2 separate regions of the Homo sapiens genome follow, and region 2 is linked to region 1. Evidence: chromatin loops called from intact Hi-C (ENCODE). Cell type or tissue: heart right ventricle. All regions are shown on one strand. Links, peaks and the distances in the headings refer to the core of each region. The heading gives the core; the rest is flanking DNA.

Evidence for each region. A loop is a pair of places that touch in the nucleus more often than their neighbours do. Peaks named below come from ENCODE experiments on the same cell type or tissue, not always from the same donor. Only the 100,000 strongest peaks of a DNase experiment are listed, where the experiment ranks them.
Region 2: a loop joins it to region 1, with 2.1 times the contacts of the local background. A loop is called at or near these places in 22 of 110 quality-filtered maps.

What each region holds. Positions count from the first base shown.
Region 1 is chr1:109,889,349-109,903,542 of GRCh38, forward strand. The region is part of intron 4 of LINC01768 (long intergenic non-protein coding RNA 1768); the gene reads left to right. Among named protein-coding and RNA genes, the nearest start is that of CSF1, 14 kb to the right of the region's middle. RefSeq lists a cis regulatory region at 1-213 and an enhancer at 899-1,193. In heart right ventricle, for the core only: no CTCF peak of the experiment used is centred there; a DNase peak (open chromatin) is centred at 12,521.
Region 2 is chr1:109,814,688-109,817,187 of GRCh38, forward strand. No RefSeq gene overlaps it. Among named protein-coding and RNA genes, the nearest start is that of LINC01768, 12 kb to the right of the region's middle. RefSeq lists enhancers at 1,540-1,659, 1,810-1,859 and a silencer at 2,030-2,109. In heart right ventricle, for the core only: a CTCF peak has its summit at 1,348 (motif pointing right); no DNase peak of the experiment used is centred there.

The DNA.
Region 1 (14,194 bases), core at 11,270-13,769:
TGTATGCCTTCCATTAAACCAGGAGGCAAAGTGGAGAGGACCTGTGCAGCCGGTAGATAAGAGAAGCTGCAGGATGGCTGAAGACTCACTGCCTCAAGGCTTCTGTCTTTTTTTTTTTTTTGAGATGGAGTCTCCCTCTGTCACCCAGGCTGGAGTGCAGTGGCGCGATCTTGGCTGACTACAACCTCCACCTCCTGGGTTCAAGTGATTCTCCTGCCTCAGCCTCCCCAAGTAGCTGGGACTACAGCCGTCTGCCGCCACCCCAAGATAATTTTTTTTTTGTATTTTTAGTAGAGACAAGGTTTCACCATATTGGTCAGGCTGGTCTTGAACTCTTGACCTCAGGTGATCCACCTGCCTCAGCCTCCCAAAGTGCTGGGATTACAGGCATGAGCCACCACACCTGGCTGGCTTCTGTCTTATCTTTGAAAGGAGTAGGAGATAACATCTGCTGAGAATTCAGATGGAAGTAAGTATGTGGAAAGTTTGAGGACAGGGATACGGTCTACCAGGGTGGTTTTTCCAGGACTAGAATATGTATGGCAGGCAGCACTGAGGACCCAGCCAAGCTTGGTGGTCACAGTGTTGGAGGACCTGGCCAGCTTGCTACTGTGGCCTTCTCCTGCAGAATCACCTGTCATGCCAGTGCAGTTCAGAGGAAAAGGACAGCTGCTTCATCCACCGGTGGAATTTTGGCAGGCGGTGCAACAAGGGGGAATTTATGTTATAGGAGAGAATGAATAAAATTCTGAGCTGTGCATCTCAGGTGTGAGAAAAGAGAATGCAGGAAAAAGGGGGCTGCTGGATTGAAAGAAAACAGAGGGATCCATGGACGGGGTACCTGATGGGGTCAGAGGTCAAGAGTAGACAAAGTGATTGAGTGGAGAAGCTGAGAGTATAGAGAAGGCCATCAAGATTAGTGATTTCAGAGGTGAGGGAGTTCTGGGTGGTGACTAAGTCTAGGGAGTGGTGATGGGAGTGGGTGGCCAAGTCACAGTGGGACAGAAGGTTGTCAGAGATGGGGAAAGCCAGCAGCTCAGAGGCTAGGGTGTGGGCTGCCACTCTCACGGACATAAAGTCATCCCGATGATGACAGGGGCTCCCTGTACACACCACACCTTACCTCTCCTGGCAACACCCCACTGTGTCTCAACCATGTGGGTTGCTATGGTGGTGGGTGTATGTGGGATGGTGGTAGTTAAAACTGGGAGGGCTCTGTGAGATGTTTCCATAATAGGAAGAGATTTTGTCACTTGTGTAAGCTTTGAACAAAATGGGTTCCTCAAAGTCCTCACATAGCTTGTTATCAAGATGAATCAGGATTGAGAAAATCTAAGATTCGTCCTCTACTCCCATGCTGATGGCAGCCCAGAATGGAACGCCTCCTCCCCTTCCCCCACTCCTGGAGCCTGCTCCTCTCTCATGTCCTCCCAGCCACTCTGTGTAGATAATTCAGTCTCACTCTCATGTCACCAACTCTGCCTCTTTCTATTTATTCCCACTGTACCTGTTCTGATTCATGTTATTGCCACCAGTCTCCTAACATTACATTGCTTCTTAACTGATTTATCTGCTCCACCCTTTCCCTCCAACTTTCCCCAGCTCCCCCTTCCAGGGGAGAGAGGACAAAGAGAGGACACTCCTAGAAATAAACTCTCCAAAATACACCCTTCCCACAGCCGTCAGCAGAGCCTCTGCAAAATGCGGGTCAGTTTAGATGACTCCTGTCATGGAAACTTCTCAGAGGGTCTCTGTGTCTACAGAACAAAGACGACACTCCTTGCTTAGCACGATACCAAGACTCCTCCTCGCCTGACCACCTACATCTCCTCCCTCCATGTCCTATGCGCCAGTCCCTGTGGGCTTTTGTATGTTAGCTGTAACAAAGCATGTACTTTCCTGACTCATGCTCTCCTCCTGTTTCTCTGGCTGGCAAGAGCCTGTGCATCCCATAGGGCTTAGCCGCAATCACACCTTCTCTTTGGTGCCTTTTTTATCCTCATAGTTCAAAATTAATCAGCCCTTTCTCTACAACAAAGCCAGCATGTTGTCAAATCTCTATTTAGCATATATTGTCAGCCTTGTATTGCAGTCAACTGTTTAGAAATCGTTCATGTAACACTTATCTATAAATATGTTTAGTTGTGTGAGACGCTGAGGACACAAAGACAGAAGGCCAGTCCCTGCCTTCAGAGTGTTCATGTTTTGGTGATGGGGGAATGGGAGTTTCTGCTAGGCTGCCAGGCAATGGCACAGCTTAGTGGTATATGCTGTGATGCTTGAAGGACGTCTACCCAGACGAGGGTCAGGGAAGACTTCCTGTGGGAAGATGACATCTCAGCTGAGGCTGGAGGGAGGAGCTGCCTGGCTTTTCAGGTAATTCCACCATGTAGTAGAATTACCAGTTTATATGTCTCTCTCCCCAGCTACAATCTAAATTTCTGAAGTTCAGAGAAATGTTTTACTTATCGCTGAGTCCCCACACCTCATTCCAGAGGCTGGCACATCTTAAACCACAGTGATGATTGTTAGGATGGGCCTCTAGACTCCTGGAAGGCAGGAGCTCTGTCTTCTCCATTCTTTTATTCTTCTCTCTTCCAGTGCCTTGTAGCGAAGCCTTGGCAGATTGGGTGTTTTCTGAAATGAGTTACAAGAGAGCTTCCCGGAAGTAGCAGGTGCTCTGGGGACACATGAGCAAACAGTTGGCCTGGGATGTGTCTCAGACTAGACAAGTGCACACAACTCATGTGACTGCTGTCTAGACCCCAGATGCCAGCAAGCTGATGCTCATCCCAGCTGGGCTCCCTGAGGCTGGCTGACCGAACAAGACCTCCCAGCTTTGGCCTGTTGTCCATCATTCTTTCCTACACGCTGCCAGGAAACGGACAGGGAAGGGGCACTTCCAGCAAGCAGAGACAGGGCCAAGAACTCCAGGGACCAGGCTGGAGTGACTTACCGGGACAGCGTGGGGGCACACTGAGATGCACCAGCAGAATGCCTCCTGCCCGGGCTAGAGATTGGACCCCAGCATGGTTTTGGAGGCTGTAGATTCAGCAGTTGTGGTGTCACGAGTCACTCATCTCAAATAAAGGACAGGGGGAACTCAGTGTGAGCCCCAAACAAGAAGCTCACAGGCAGCTTCTGAGCCCTGGGGAGAAATTGTTTGCTCCTGGGCTGGGTGGTAAGGGGGGGTTCTCCAGTGGACCCTCCTTCCTCCACCTACTTGCCACCAATTTGTATTGGGGAGGGGTTGGTATGCAGAGGGTGAAGACAGTATCATAAAAGCAGGAAAGTGTCCTGAATTCCAGGGCTGAGGAAACTCCCCCTGGGGCTCTATAGTTCCTACCAGGAAGTGGGGAATTCCCAGCAGCTTGCAGTGGGTGGTGGGGAGGTGGAGAGGGAGAAGTTTCCAGAGGGTCAGGGCTTCCTTAGGAAGGGCCCTCCCATCCTGAGGCAAATCTCTGCTCATCCCCTGAAGGTAGAAGTGGGCTTTGGGATCCAAGGTGCCCTTTAGCTTGGGATGTAGGGCATGTAATTCTTACTCAAAGGACAGCCTCTCTCCTCAGGCCTCGGCAAGGAGCCAAGACAGACGCCCTCTCCTCCAGCAGCCGGCTCCTTGGGGCTCCTCCTCCTCCTCTCCTCCCAGCGCTCCTCGCTGGACTTCTTTATTCCCCACATTGTCTTCTCATCTCCCTACTGAAACTAGGAGAAGGTGGAGGGAGGGCCTAGATTGTTCCTCTCTGAAAGGGTCCCCCAGTTGGGTAAGAAGAGCTGGTCTGTGGTCACGGCCTACAATCCAGTAAGCTCGGGCTCTGCCTGTGGCCAAGTTACTCAGCTACTCCAAGTCCAGGCTTGCTCCTCTGTAAAATGGGGATGCCCCTTTGCAAAGCTGTTGTGCTGAGCCATTGCATGTCAGACTCCTTGCGAATTCGCTTTAGAGATTGTTGTTCATTAGTCGAACATCCATTCAGCACATTTATTGTGTGCTCAGTGTGTGCTATGTGCTGTTCTGTGGGCTGTTCTGTGGGCTAAGAATGTAGAGTGAACAAAGCAGACAAAACCCCTGTCCTCCTGGAGCTCACACTTTAGTGGGGAAGATGAACAAGAAGGAAGCCAGCAAATACACAAACATGTAATACATAATAAATATAATTGCCTTCCACGCAAAAAATAAGGAAAAGTGACAAAGGGTGGAGAGTTCTATCTTAGGATGCTCAGCAAGAGCCTCTCTGAGGAGGTGACATTTGAACAGAGGCTTGAATGTGGTGAAGGGGAGGGCCAGGTGACAATATCCAGGAGGGCCTTCCAGGAAGAGTGAGCAGCACCAGCCAGTGCTCTGAGGCAGGGAGCAGCTTGCTTAGGGACCAGCAAGGAGTCGAGGGGTAGTAGTGGAGTGAGCAGGACACAGTTCCGGGGAGAAGAAGTCAGAGGACAAGGTAAGGCCAGGTCCCCTAGGGCCTTGTTTGTCACTTTAGGGAGTTTGCATTTTATTCTAAGTAATGGTTTTGAACAAGGGAGTGACATGATCTGATTTATGCTTTTAAAATATTACTCTGCATGGAGAATTTGCTGGCAAAGCGGGGCCAGCAGAGCAGTTAAAGAGGCTGTGGTCATTATTCACCACAGCGCTCCCCGTCTTCCATCTCTCCTCAGCCAAACTCCTCTTTTCCTCCCCACTGTGCCTGGAGTCTGTCTGCACACTCTGGAAGCTGCAGTGGCCTACCCCAGGGGGCTTTGGCAGCCTCCAGCTCTCTGAGGCTTGCAATGTTCTTGGTCCGCTCCTCCTGTCAGGAATCTCCACTCCCTGGTACCTCGGTGCTGCACCACACAACCTAAAGCACCCATCTGAGGCACAAAGCGCAGCACTTGTATAAGGTCCACTCTCTGACCATCCCTTCTTTCCTCCTCTGAGGGTTCCTCTCCTCTACCTGAGGCAGAGGTGTTGCAGACCTCGGGTTCTCTTCCAGGCCCCTTCTCTTCCCACTCTGACTGAAGTTCTGCTGTCACCCCCACCATCCCGTTCCCTGCCACAAGTGCAGCTATGGTGCTTCCTGGTGAGTCAGATGCTCCCGGTTGCATCCCATCACCAGTGTCTACTAGATGTCCACACTGGGCATGCCTCAGGTACCTCCAAAGTGAAGGCAAAGCAGGCAGACTAAACCCCTCCCCTGAGGGAGGTCTCATTCTAGTGATGGAGATAGAGAAACACATGCACAACCTACAACATATCAGTCGGGGAGTGATAAATGCCAAGATGAAAATTAAAGCAAGGGAAGCACATTGAGAGTGATGGCGGTCAGGGTCCACTCTAGACAGAAACTTGGATTATTTGGATGCACAAGCCATGTGAGTGTCAGGGGACACAGTGTTTCAGGCAGAGGAAAGAGCAAGTGCAATGGCCCCAGGTGGGAAATGAGATGTAAAGAAGGCGAATGTGGCTGGAGGCTAAGGGGGAACACGACTCACGCCACCATGACCTTGGCCCAGACTGTATAAACCGTTCCCATGTAAAGTCTCCCCACCTGCAGCTCACCCTCCTCCAATCTGTGGTCCCCACTCCAGTCACTCTGGACTTTCCAAGATGCAAATTTGCACACTGTGAACCTCTGCTATAAACCATTCACTGGCTTCTCCTGGCTCTTACGATAAAGACCAAACTGTGAGGGACCACTGGGCCACTCCCCGCCTCTTCTCACCACCCACCTCACACCTTCTACTCCAAATTTTATGACCAGCTTTCAGTTCCTAGAATGCACTGACTCTTGACTGAGGTCTTCCTACTTTCTGGTTCCTCTGGTCCACACATTTTTGCTGCCAGCTTCCAGCCCTTATTCCCTTACCCACCTACCTCCTACTCACTCCCCAGGAAATCAGCAGGGGTGTGACCTCCACCAGCCACCTTCTGTGATCTCGAGGTGGGTGAGGTGTCCCTCCCAGGTGCTACATTGCAAGTGCCTGAGTATGTCTCTGTACCTTCTGCAAGCCTGACAGGCCCATGAGTGCTTGTCTAGCTCATTGGAGGTGGAAACTTCAGCTCATAGCACTGGACTCGGCACACAGAAGGTGCTCATTAAATATTTTTTGGATAGATGGAAGGGTGATGTGGGATTGGAAATGGGAATGGTGCATCTGGAAAGGAAAAGGCATTCCAAGGAGGGGGATGATGGAGAAGGGCATGGCGAAGGCAGAAGTGTGGAGACGGCTGTGTGTGCTGTGTCACATGCAGGAGCAAAAGAGGCCAGCCTGGTGGAGCAGAAGGCATGAAGGAGCAGGGGGTGAGGAGGTCGAAGAGGAGGTTGGGGCCAAGTGAGGGCATTTGGACTTCATTCTGGAGGCAACAAAGAGCCTCTGAAGATTATAATCAAGATGTGACATGGTCACAGCTGTGTTTAAGGACATCAATCTGGTGTGACCTGCAGGTGAAACTGCAGGACAGGGAGGAGTTAGGGGAGGGATTTGGAGGCCACCTCCACTTTTGGGGGTCAGCAGGCAGACTATTCTGAGCCCCTTCTTCAGCAGGAAGACCCTGGTCTAGCCACAAGCCTCGGTGACCCTGGACAGTGAGCCTCCCCTCCTGGTGTTCCTCCTCCCCTCGGCAGAGGCAGATTGCCCTTCCTGGTGACTCACCCCAGAAGGGTCAGCTCTAAGCAGAAAGTCATTGTTGACAGGAAGAGGGGTCAGACTTTCCCTTTTCCGGCCAGCTTCCTGGGTACCAAAATAGCAACGCGGCACAACAAAGAGTTGGGGCGGTGGAGGCCTCCCAAATGGGCTGGAGGACACACCGACCCCACCCCATGCTGCCCACCCGCCTGTGGGATCCACCATGCCACATGACAGCCAGCCTGACAGCACCAGTCGCTGGTGAGTCTGGTAGCCCTGGAAACCCTCTCACAGCCAGCCGAGATGTGAGGGACACAGAGAGAGGAGGTGCCATTTCAGACCCCTATGCCTGGCACGTTGGGGTGAGAAGGACACACCAGTCAGAGCTGGTTCTGAGGCTCGCATCCGGAGGGAGATCCTGGAACCAGGGCTGAGGCTCGCATCCTGAGGGACATGCTGGAACCAGGGGGCATCCGAGTTGGGGACACAGTCTGGGAAGGTGTCTAAAGGAAGTGAGAATTGAAGGAGGGACAGAGCGCTACCCAGAAGGGCATAACTAGAGGCTGGGACCAGGTCAGGAAACATGTCCCTCAGGTGTAGAAGCTGCAAGTGAGAAACCAACGTGGTAGGAACCTCAGCAGGCTGGCTCCAGCTCCAGAAGCTGTTGGAGTTGAGGATTTGTTCTCTGTAGAGGAGCAACATCACCTGTGTAGTCTGGTTCCTAGGCTAGGCCATCCTCTAGAATTCTGTGTGAGCCAGAATGTTCAACTAATAAGAGAAGGCTGCACATTGTGGGTGGAGAGCGGGAAAGAGAGGGGGCTTGCAGCATCTGCAGGGGCCAGAAACTACATGCACAGAGAAGCTTTCTCAATCGGAAAAGAGCTTAGGAAACATTGAACTGGAGAACAACGGAAGCAAACCTGTGTCCGGGAGTGGCTCCAGTGAAACCCACCTCTTTCTCTGTGTATGGAATTCCAAACACCCGTTGTACAGGAGGAAGCAGCTACAGATCGTCCTACTCACCAGCTGGGTGGCACCACCGGCTTTAAGTAATGGGTAAACTGGCTCAAGCAAGCCTGGGACTCAGAGACAGATGTGCGAAGCAGAGATGTTGCCATGCCTAGGCTGAGGGCTTTCAGCCAATCGGTGAGGGGAATGGAGGAGAAAGGAGAGAGGGGTGTTGGGTTGAGGGCCGGGATGTTAAGAAAAGGATTGTATCCTGGGAGATGGGCTAAGGATCAAGAGGATGAGGAGAAACACCCCCTCCCACAGCCTCTGCAGCACCCAGAGTTGCAAGATCCAAAGAGATGTTCCTTTCTGTCCTCTCTTTGCTGTCCCCCTCCCCTCCTGGCCCTCCCAGCATTGCAGACCCTTGCCTCTGGTTTGCAGCTGGGCTAAGGGCAAAAGCAGAAGCAAGAGCCTGAGCTGCTTTTTCCTGCCTGGATTTCTGTTCTTGCAGTTGCCACAGAGCTGGCTCCTTCTCATCATGCTAGTCTTGGCTTAAACGTTACATCCTCCAAGAGGCCTTTGCTGGCCACCGCAGTGACGTATTCCACCCTGACATCACTATCACAGTCCCTGCTTTAGTTTTAAGACAGCACTTACCACGAACTGGTATTTTCTCTCGTTTCCTTGTTTATTTTTGTCTCTGCCATCTAGAATGGAAGCTCCCCGAGAGCAGGAACCTTGTCTGTGTTGTTCATGGCTATATCCCCAGCACTCAGAACAGGGCCTGGCACAGAGTAGGTGCTCAAATATTTAGTTGATTCATGATGAATAATAATTGCTAACATTGGTTGAGTGTTACTACATGACAAGTACTTATTTCACATATTAACTCATGGGCCAGTGAGCTATAGGCCTCTGGGCAAATCCAGCTCCCTGCTTGTTTTTATAAATACATTTTATTGGAACACATGCCTATCATGTACATATTGTCTATGGCCGCTTTCATGATACAATGGCAGAGTGGAGTAGTTGTGACAGAGCCTGAGGCCTCCTAGAAGTGCTAGAAGCTTTTCCTTACCCCTCCAACACTCTGCCACTCACACTTACCACACCGAGCCAGTCTCCCCTCTCCACTTTGCTTTTGCTGCTCCCTCTGCCTGGGACCCCCTTCCCTGCCCCACCCTTCTCTCTTTTCCTTGGCTCACCTGTCATCGGCCTGAAAGCTGCACCTGATCCTGGACCTTCTCTTGGAGGCTCCCAGAGCAACCTGGGCTTCTTTCTCCGCAGCACTAACTATGGGATGCCATCACTGGCTGCTTACCAGGCTCACTCACCCCTTCCAGCTCTGCTGGACTGTGAGCTCATTGACAGTAGACTATCTTCTACTTTGGAAATCCCAGCACTTAACCTTGAGCCAGGCACATAGTAAATATTAAGTAAAGATTTATCAGCCGGGCACAGTGGCTCACACCTGTAATCCCAGCATTTTGGGAGGTCGAGTTGGGTGGATCACTTGAGGTCAGGAGTTCAAGACCAGCCTGGCCAAAATGGTGAAACCCCATCTCTACTAAAAATACAAAAATTAGCCGGGCATGATGGTGGGCGCCTGTAGTCCCAGCTACCTGGGAGGCTGAGGTGGGAGAATCACTTGAACCTGGGAGGCGGAGGTTGCAGTGAGCCAAGATCGTGCCACTATGCTCCAGCCTGGGTGACAGAGCAAGAGATCAAGACTTTGTCTTAAAAAAAAAAAAGATTTATCCCGTGGATGGCTATCCGATTTTTGTCAGACATGGGATGAATAATGGCAGATTCTAAAAATATTTACTATCTGGCCCTTTACAGAAAAGATCTGTAGACCCCTGTAGTAACTCAGTTAATCCTCATCAGTACAATTAAGGTCAGTGCTGTTACTATCTCCATTTTACAGATAAGGCAACTGAAGCACAGAGGCACAGAAGGCTTGTCCAAGGTTGCATAGCTAGTAAGTACAGAGGCTGGAGTTGAATCCAGGCAGTCTTGCTCCAGCCCATGTTACTAATCATTCCCTTTCTAAGAATGTTACCTGCTTCATTCCCTTTCTAAGAATGATCAGGAGGTGGTGGGTGGGGTGGGAGGGATAGGCTGGCCAACGTCATCATGGGAGCAGCACAGCAGGAAGGAGAGCTGGAAGTCCAGCAGAGCCCTGATGACCCAGGGCTATTGTTTTTGAGGCTTGGCCTGATTCTGGGACCCAGAGCTCTCAAATTCTGTTTCCTAGAGCCGGAGTCCTACCCATAAACATACATAAACACCCCCAACCTTCCCAATCTGAAGATTGAGTGTAGAATATTCCCCACTTAGGACTTGAGGTCTCAACATTTTCCTTAAACTTTGACCCCTGCTATGAGTTGTCTACATGAGAATTGTCTTAGTCTGTTTTCTGCTGCTATAACAGAATACTCGAGACTGGGTAATTTATAAAGAAAATAAATTTATTTCCCCAGTTCTGGAAGCAGGGAAGTCCAAGGGCATGGCCCCAGCATCTGCATGGCATCTGGTGAGGGCCTTCTTGCTGCGTTATAACAGAGTAGAAGGGCAAGCAAGCATGTGAGACACAGAGAGAGAAGCATCAGGGGCCAGACTCAATGGATAACAGCACACTTTCATGATAACATTAATCCATCCATGAGGACTTCCCATCATGGCCCAATCACTTTTTAGTAGGCCCCACCTCCCAGCATGGTCATATTGGGGATTAAGTTTCCAACACATGAACTTTTGGGGGATGTGTTAAAACCATAGCAAGAACAAGGATCCAGTAGTCTCTGATTTAACACAATTTAGGTTAATTTAAGGTTGAATACACTGTTATTTAAAAAGATGACGGGTGAGGTGGCTCATGCCTGTAAACCCAGCGCTTTGGGAGTCCGAGGCAGGTGGATCACCTGAGGTCAGGAGTTCAAGACCAGCCTGGCCAACATTGTGAAACCCCATCTCTACTAAAGGTACAAAAATTAGCTGGGCGTGGTGGCTAAAGCCTGTAGTCCCAGCAATTCAGGAGGCTGAGGCAGGAGAATTGCTTGAACCCAAGAGGCGGAGGTTGCAGTGAGCTGAGATCGTGCCACTGCATGCGAAACTCCATCTCAAAAAAAAGAAATTTTTTTTTTGTAGTTCCACAAAAGAATGATCTGGCTTCTATGGGCTTCACAGTTTAAACATGTTCAAGAACTTCCCATTCTTCTGATGTTGAAATTTGGATGCAGTCCAACTCAGAGGTTAAAACACACACACACACACACACACACACACACACACACACACGACAAGAAGTAAATCCTCTAGAATCAGAAGAAAAATTGCAGCCTTGAAAATCACAGCTTTACTCATGAGGCCGCCTAGAAGTGCTAGAAGCTTCTTCTTACTTATAAGAAATGAAAAAAAAAAAAGGGGGCAGGTGTCGAGGAGGATGGGAGGATGGGACAAGCTGCTGGAAGGTGTAGTGAGCGCTGAACAGGTCAGCCCCATCCTGGTGCAGAGGCCTGGTCTGAGACGCTCCGCCGTGGAGGCATGTCCTGGAAAGTGTATGCTGGTGAGGAGCAGTGGAAAGGCTTCCCTACTCCTAATCTTCTGGACTTTGGAGGCTGCTCTAAAGTTTACCAAGACTTCACATTTGCCATCACATTTGCTCATGACAAGGCCCTGAGGGAGGAGTTACTTCTATCCCCATCAGAGAGGTTCTACAGTTTGCCAAAAGTCACACAATAAGGGGCATGACATGATGGTCCTCCTCTTGAATAGATTCCTTGCTTATGGAGCAATCTCCAGATGATTCACTGGGGAGCCTGAAAGAGGGACAGGGTCATTTGGGTGGGGACTGAGGTATTTCAATTCGCCTGTCTCACTCTCCACTGTGCTCCGGTACCAAGACCTAGATCCTCACTCAGTATTTGTGCAGGGTATTGAAACTCCATGTCCCTACTCTAGGCAGGTACAGGTGTGTAGGGCAGGCACAGACGGAAGCTGCAAATAAGCTGGCACAGGGAAAAGGGTTAGGAGAGGGATGTAAAGTGCCACTGAGATTCTGAGGAAGATGAGACCATGTGGGTCAGGGAAACAGAACTCTCGTTGGTGAAGAGAGCAGCCGAGAGGGCCTTGAGGGGGTTTATTTCCACAGGTGGGGATGGAGGCATAGTGACACCTTCTGTGGCTTTGCCTCTGCCAGCCTTGCCAGACTTCTTCCCCTCCAACCCTCTGCCACTCACACTCACCACACCAAGCCAGACTCCCCTCCCCACTTTGCCTTTGCTGCTCCCTCTGCCTGGGATCCCCTTCCCTGCCCCTCCCTTCTGTCCTTGTCTTGGCTCACCTGTCATCATCCCTGAAAACTGAGCCTGACCCTGGACTTTCTCCTTAAGGCTCCCAGAGCAACCTGGGCTTCCTCCCCGATAGCACTAACTATGGGGTGCTGTCACTGCCTGCTTCCAGCCCCACCCCTACAGCCCACTGGACTGTGAGCTCACTGACAGTAGACTGTCTTCTACTTTGGAAATCCCAGCACGTAACCTTAAGCCAGGCACACAGAAAACATTCAATAAAGATTTATCCAGGGCATGGCTATTGAATTTTTGTCAGGTGTAGGGGTGCATAATGGAAAACAAGATGGAAGCAGAAGGTGGGGACCAACACGAAGAAGGCCCTGGCATCAGTCAAGGGTGCTAGCATTTACTCTGTGGGTGTGTGGAGCCACTGTCAGCACTAGGTGAGGCCACAGCAGGGAGGACAATGCCCACTGGTAGGACTGCTATGCCACATGAGGGCTAGAGCAGAGCAAGGTCAGACCAAGAGCGAGGAAGGCCTGACAGGTGCCCCAGCATCCTGTATGCATGCAGGTCTCTGCAGCCTTTGGAGAGCCTAGACAAGCACCCCGAGTTCTGCTAGTACCTGGGTTAAATTGACAGAGTGAGTTCTGACCTGCAGCTATGGCATCCTGCCAGAACCCATGACCTCACCCAAGTGCAGAGGGCCCATGACAAGCATGTGACACAGCAGTCAGCACTGGGACAGGCCACAGTGGGATGAAAGGGTGGAGCTTAGCTTAGAAATAGGGGAGGGAAAAGGTTACTTCCAGCAGAGAGAATGATCTGGATTCGTAAAATCCATTCATTCACTCATGCATTCATCCATTCAACAAAGCTTTATTGAGCACCTAGTATATATGGGTTCCATGGGAGATAAAAGCTATCTCTACTCTCATAGTTCAGTAAGAAGAAGGGTAAGAAATGTACATAAACACAAGAGAGACACAGAGACCAAGAACCATGGGGCCAGAGGAGAGAGGAAGCATTCCTGTTGAGAGTAAGGGGGAATGTTTCCCGAGGAGGGGACATTTCAGACGGGCCCTAAAGATGAGTACAAGGAGATTCCAACAAGAAGACATGGGAGGGGCAAGCAGGGATGGCAGGAGACCTTGAGCTCCTGGGGGTGGGAACCATGGCAATCTGGTTCCTAATTGTCCCTGGTCCCCATGTGGTGATCCGTGAGCATTTGTCTTGTTTGTTGAATGAGACAATGACTGTTTCCTGGTCCCGCCTTCGCTCTTCACCGGATCCACCACTGATTACCCAAATTTCTCCCTCTGCAGCACTTAGTCTCCTGAGCTCTGTTCCTTCTGCCAAACCCACATCTTGGACCTCAAAGGCAAAATATCCATTTCTCTGACCCCACAGACCCTCTCCTCATATCCTTGATCTCACCCCTGCCTATCCCCAGGACCCTGCTCCTTCAGTGGCCTTGTCTCTCCATCTGCTTAGCTTCTCCCTCTGTGGGCTCCTTCCCTTTCGCTGGTAAACCTGTATAAGTGTCTGGCACTCCCCCAAGCCCTCACTTCCTAATGAGATGCTGCATTTCCTAAGGACAAGTCCAGGCAGCACCAGATGTGCCTCTTCACGGACCCCATCAGACAGTGCCCTATGCTTGGAAAACATTCATTGAATGGATGGATCCAATCCTGTCATCTCCTAGCATCCTCAGTGGTTCTCAATGTAAAGTCAAATGTCACGTGTATGACCTACAGATGCCCAATGAATGGGATTGGTCTGGCCTGTCTCTCACTTCCTCTAGTCTTCCTCCCCAGCTCCAATCATTCCTGAGTAATTATACTACCCAGAACCCACTACACTGCCCTCGCCTCTCCTGAGTTTGTGCATGCTGTTCCCTCTCTCTGGAATGAATGCTCCTTCCCTACTTCTGTGCCACGTGCACTTTTGCTCTCAATGCAGCTCAAGGGTCTCCTCCTCCCATGAGACTGTGAGCTTCCTGGGAGTAAAACATGGTCCTAGTTAATAACTTTAGCCCTAGTGCCTAGGTAGGTGCTCAATAGATGTTCATTAAGTAAGCAAATTAAGGAATGTAGGGAGAAGTGCTAGTGATTCCAGAGGCATACGCTCAATTTTCCTCTTGAGTCCTGGCTCCCACCTGCAAAAAGGGGTGAAATTGCTTAGGGGCATGGAGTGTCCAAGAAGACATGAACCCATAGTCTGGTTTCCTCCAAACTCAGCTCTAGGAAGATTCTTCTTTTAAGCTGGCTTAAAGAATTAGGCGTGTGCTCAATGATTTTCTTTTAATTCAAGGCAGAACTGGAGTATGACTTCTATTGTCATGTTCTAAA
Region 2 (2,500 bases), core at 1-2,500, 86 kb before region 1:
ATACATTCTCTCAGTTTGAGAAGAGATGTTTGTGTGCTTGCAGTGGAAGCCTCTCCACAAAGACAGAGTCCCTCCTCCTTGCAGACCATCTGGTTCTTTGTCTAGTAAGGCTCTGCCTCAGAGAACAACATTTTGTTAATTCTTCTTGGGAGCAAGGGAAGCCCTCACTTCCTTCATCCTAGGCTTGACTGCTTTGAGGTACTGTTGAGGTGGTATATGGAGGTGAGAGAAAAATGCCTCCTTGTCTGTGTGAGCCTCCTGTAACAATGTAAACTAGTCAGATATTAGTCTCTCCCTAAATTATCTCACTACATTGGTTTCAGCTACAAAACTAGGAACAATTCAAATGCCCATCAGCAGGGTAACTTAATCGTGGTTCAATCACATGGCCGAGAGTGGGGGGATCCTCCGCAGCCTTTAAAAAGATGGAAGAAATGCTCTATGTACTGCCATGAAAGGCACCCAGAATAAACCATTTATTGAAAAAACCCGGTTGAAAAACAGAATGTATAGTATATAATGCCATTTGTGGTTTTTCAAACTGTAAGTCTGTGGTTCTATCTGAATAGAAAAAGGTCTAGAAGGAAGGTTGCTTGCACAACAAATTTTATAATGATCCCTGGGGGCTAGAATTCCGCAGGCTTTGCATTTTCTATTTTTTCTACTCCTTTATTGAATTTGTATAGTGTAATAAAAAGATTTTTTTAAAGAAAATTTTTACAGTGCTGGCCTCTGGTCTGTAGCTCCCTATTTCCCTCTGTGGCAGTAACTGGAGGCCTCAAGGGAGCTGCCACATCCTGAGTGTGTAGCTAAACACCCCTGCTGCTCCAGGAAACTCCAGCCTTGCTTGGCCTGTTTTTGGGTCTGTAAGAGACAACTCCAGGGTGGGTAGGGCCTCAGGGGCAGGGCCGTGTACCCAGTCATCCTGAGCCTGGTGTACCACCTGGTGCCAGGTGGTGAAGAGTGACTGGGCCAGGATGCCAGGGGGTGGAGTGGTGAGTTGCTGGTCTGCTTTGTTAGAGGAAGATGTCGGCATGGGTAGTAGGCTGAATCATAATCCCCAAAGACTTTGGATCCTAATCCCTTCGTATCAGTGAATGTTACTTTATATGGAAAAAAAGGTCATAGCAGATGTGATTAAGGATCTTGAGATGGGCAGATAGTTTTGGACTATCCTAGTAGGGCCTAAATGCAATCACAGATACCCTTAAGAGAGAGGCAGAGGGAGATTTGTCAAAACAGAAGAGGAGAAGGCCATGTGACTACAGAGGCAGAGACTGGAGTGATGTGGCCACAAGCCAGGGAATGCTGGCAGCCACCAGAAGCTGGAAGAGGCCAGGCACAGATTCTCCCACGACACCTCCAGAGGGCGTGCAGCCTGACTGAAACTGGATTTTGGCCCAGTGATACTGATTTTGAACTTCTCTGCCCTCTGGAACTATGAGAGAATCCATTTCTGTTGTTTTAAGCCACCAAATTCATGACGATCTGTGACAGCAGCCACAGGAACCTGACATAGCTGTCAAAAGTGAGGCTGGCCTGCAGCTGTTCAGCGTGCTCTTTCCTGAGGGCCTGCCTTCCTCACTCCAAGCTGCCCAGGCTGAAAAGAAAATGAGGCTGCTTCCTCTAGACATCCTTGAGAGGGGCTTATCTAATGAGTTCTGGCACTTGTGAGGAGGGGTGTGTGGATGTGGAGCCTACTCTTGCTCTCCACTAGCCTGGCTGGTGGTGAGGGGTTGCCCAGCAACCACAGAGGCTGGCAGGGCTCCCCACTGTGCCCTGGTTTCTCCTCAGAGCAGTTCTTGCCCTGAGTATTGTTAGAGTGCAGAGGCTATTAAAAAAAATGAAAACACCAACCCTCAAAATAACTTCCCAGGTTCTAAAAATGGAATTCTGCCCAGTAGTAATATTTCTCATTCTTGCAATAGTAAAATTTCTCACTTCCTCGTGCTCTGTAGGCTTGTGTCTGGCCCAAGAGGGAACTGCTATTAATGGCAATTTCTGCCTGATGTAATCCCCTTGGTGAGCCACCTGCCTGTGGATGGTGACACTCCTTTACCCAACAGGCCTTGCACCCTCCTCCACAGAACCTCCCGCAGCGTGTTAGGTTTTTGTCTGCTTTGATTGATATCCATAGTCTCTCTTGGTTCAGAAAATAATAACAACAATGATAATCAACCAATTACTTATATAGCTCTTATAATTGTCAGGCATTGTCCCAAGCACGGAATGTTTATTAACCCATACACTGCTCATGACTGTCCTGTGGGGTAGCTATTAGTATTATCCTCCTTGTACAGATGAGAAAACAAAGTCATGGGGAGGTTAAGAACATGTACAAGGGCACATAGCTACCAAGTGGCTGAGCTGGGGTTTGAACCCAGCCTGAAGGGCTCTGGGATCAGAGCTCTTACCTCCTGCATTGTATTGGCTGGCTGGAGGAAGGATGGGGAAGCCTTTCTCTGTGCAAAGCGAGCTGTCCTGGGCAGCTGATTTGGGC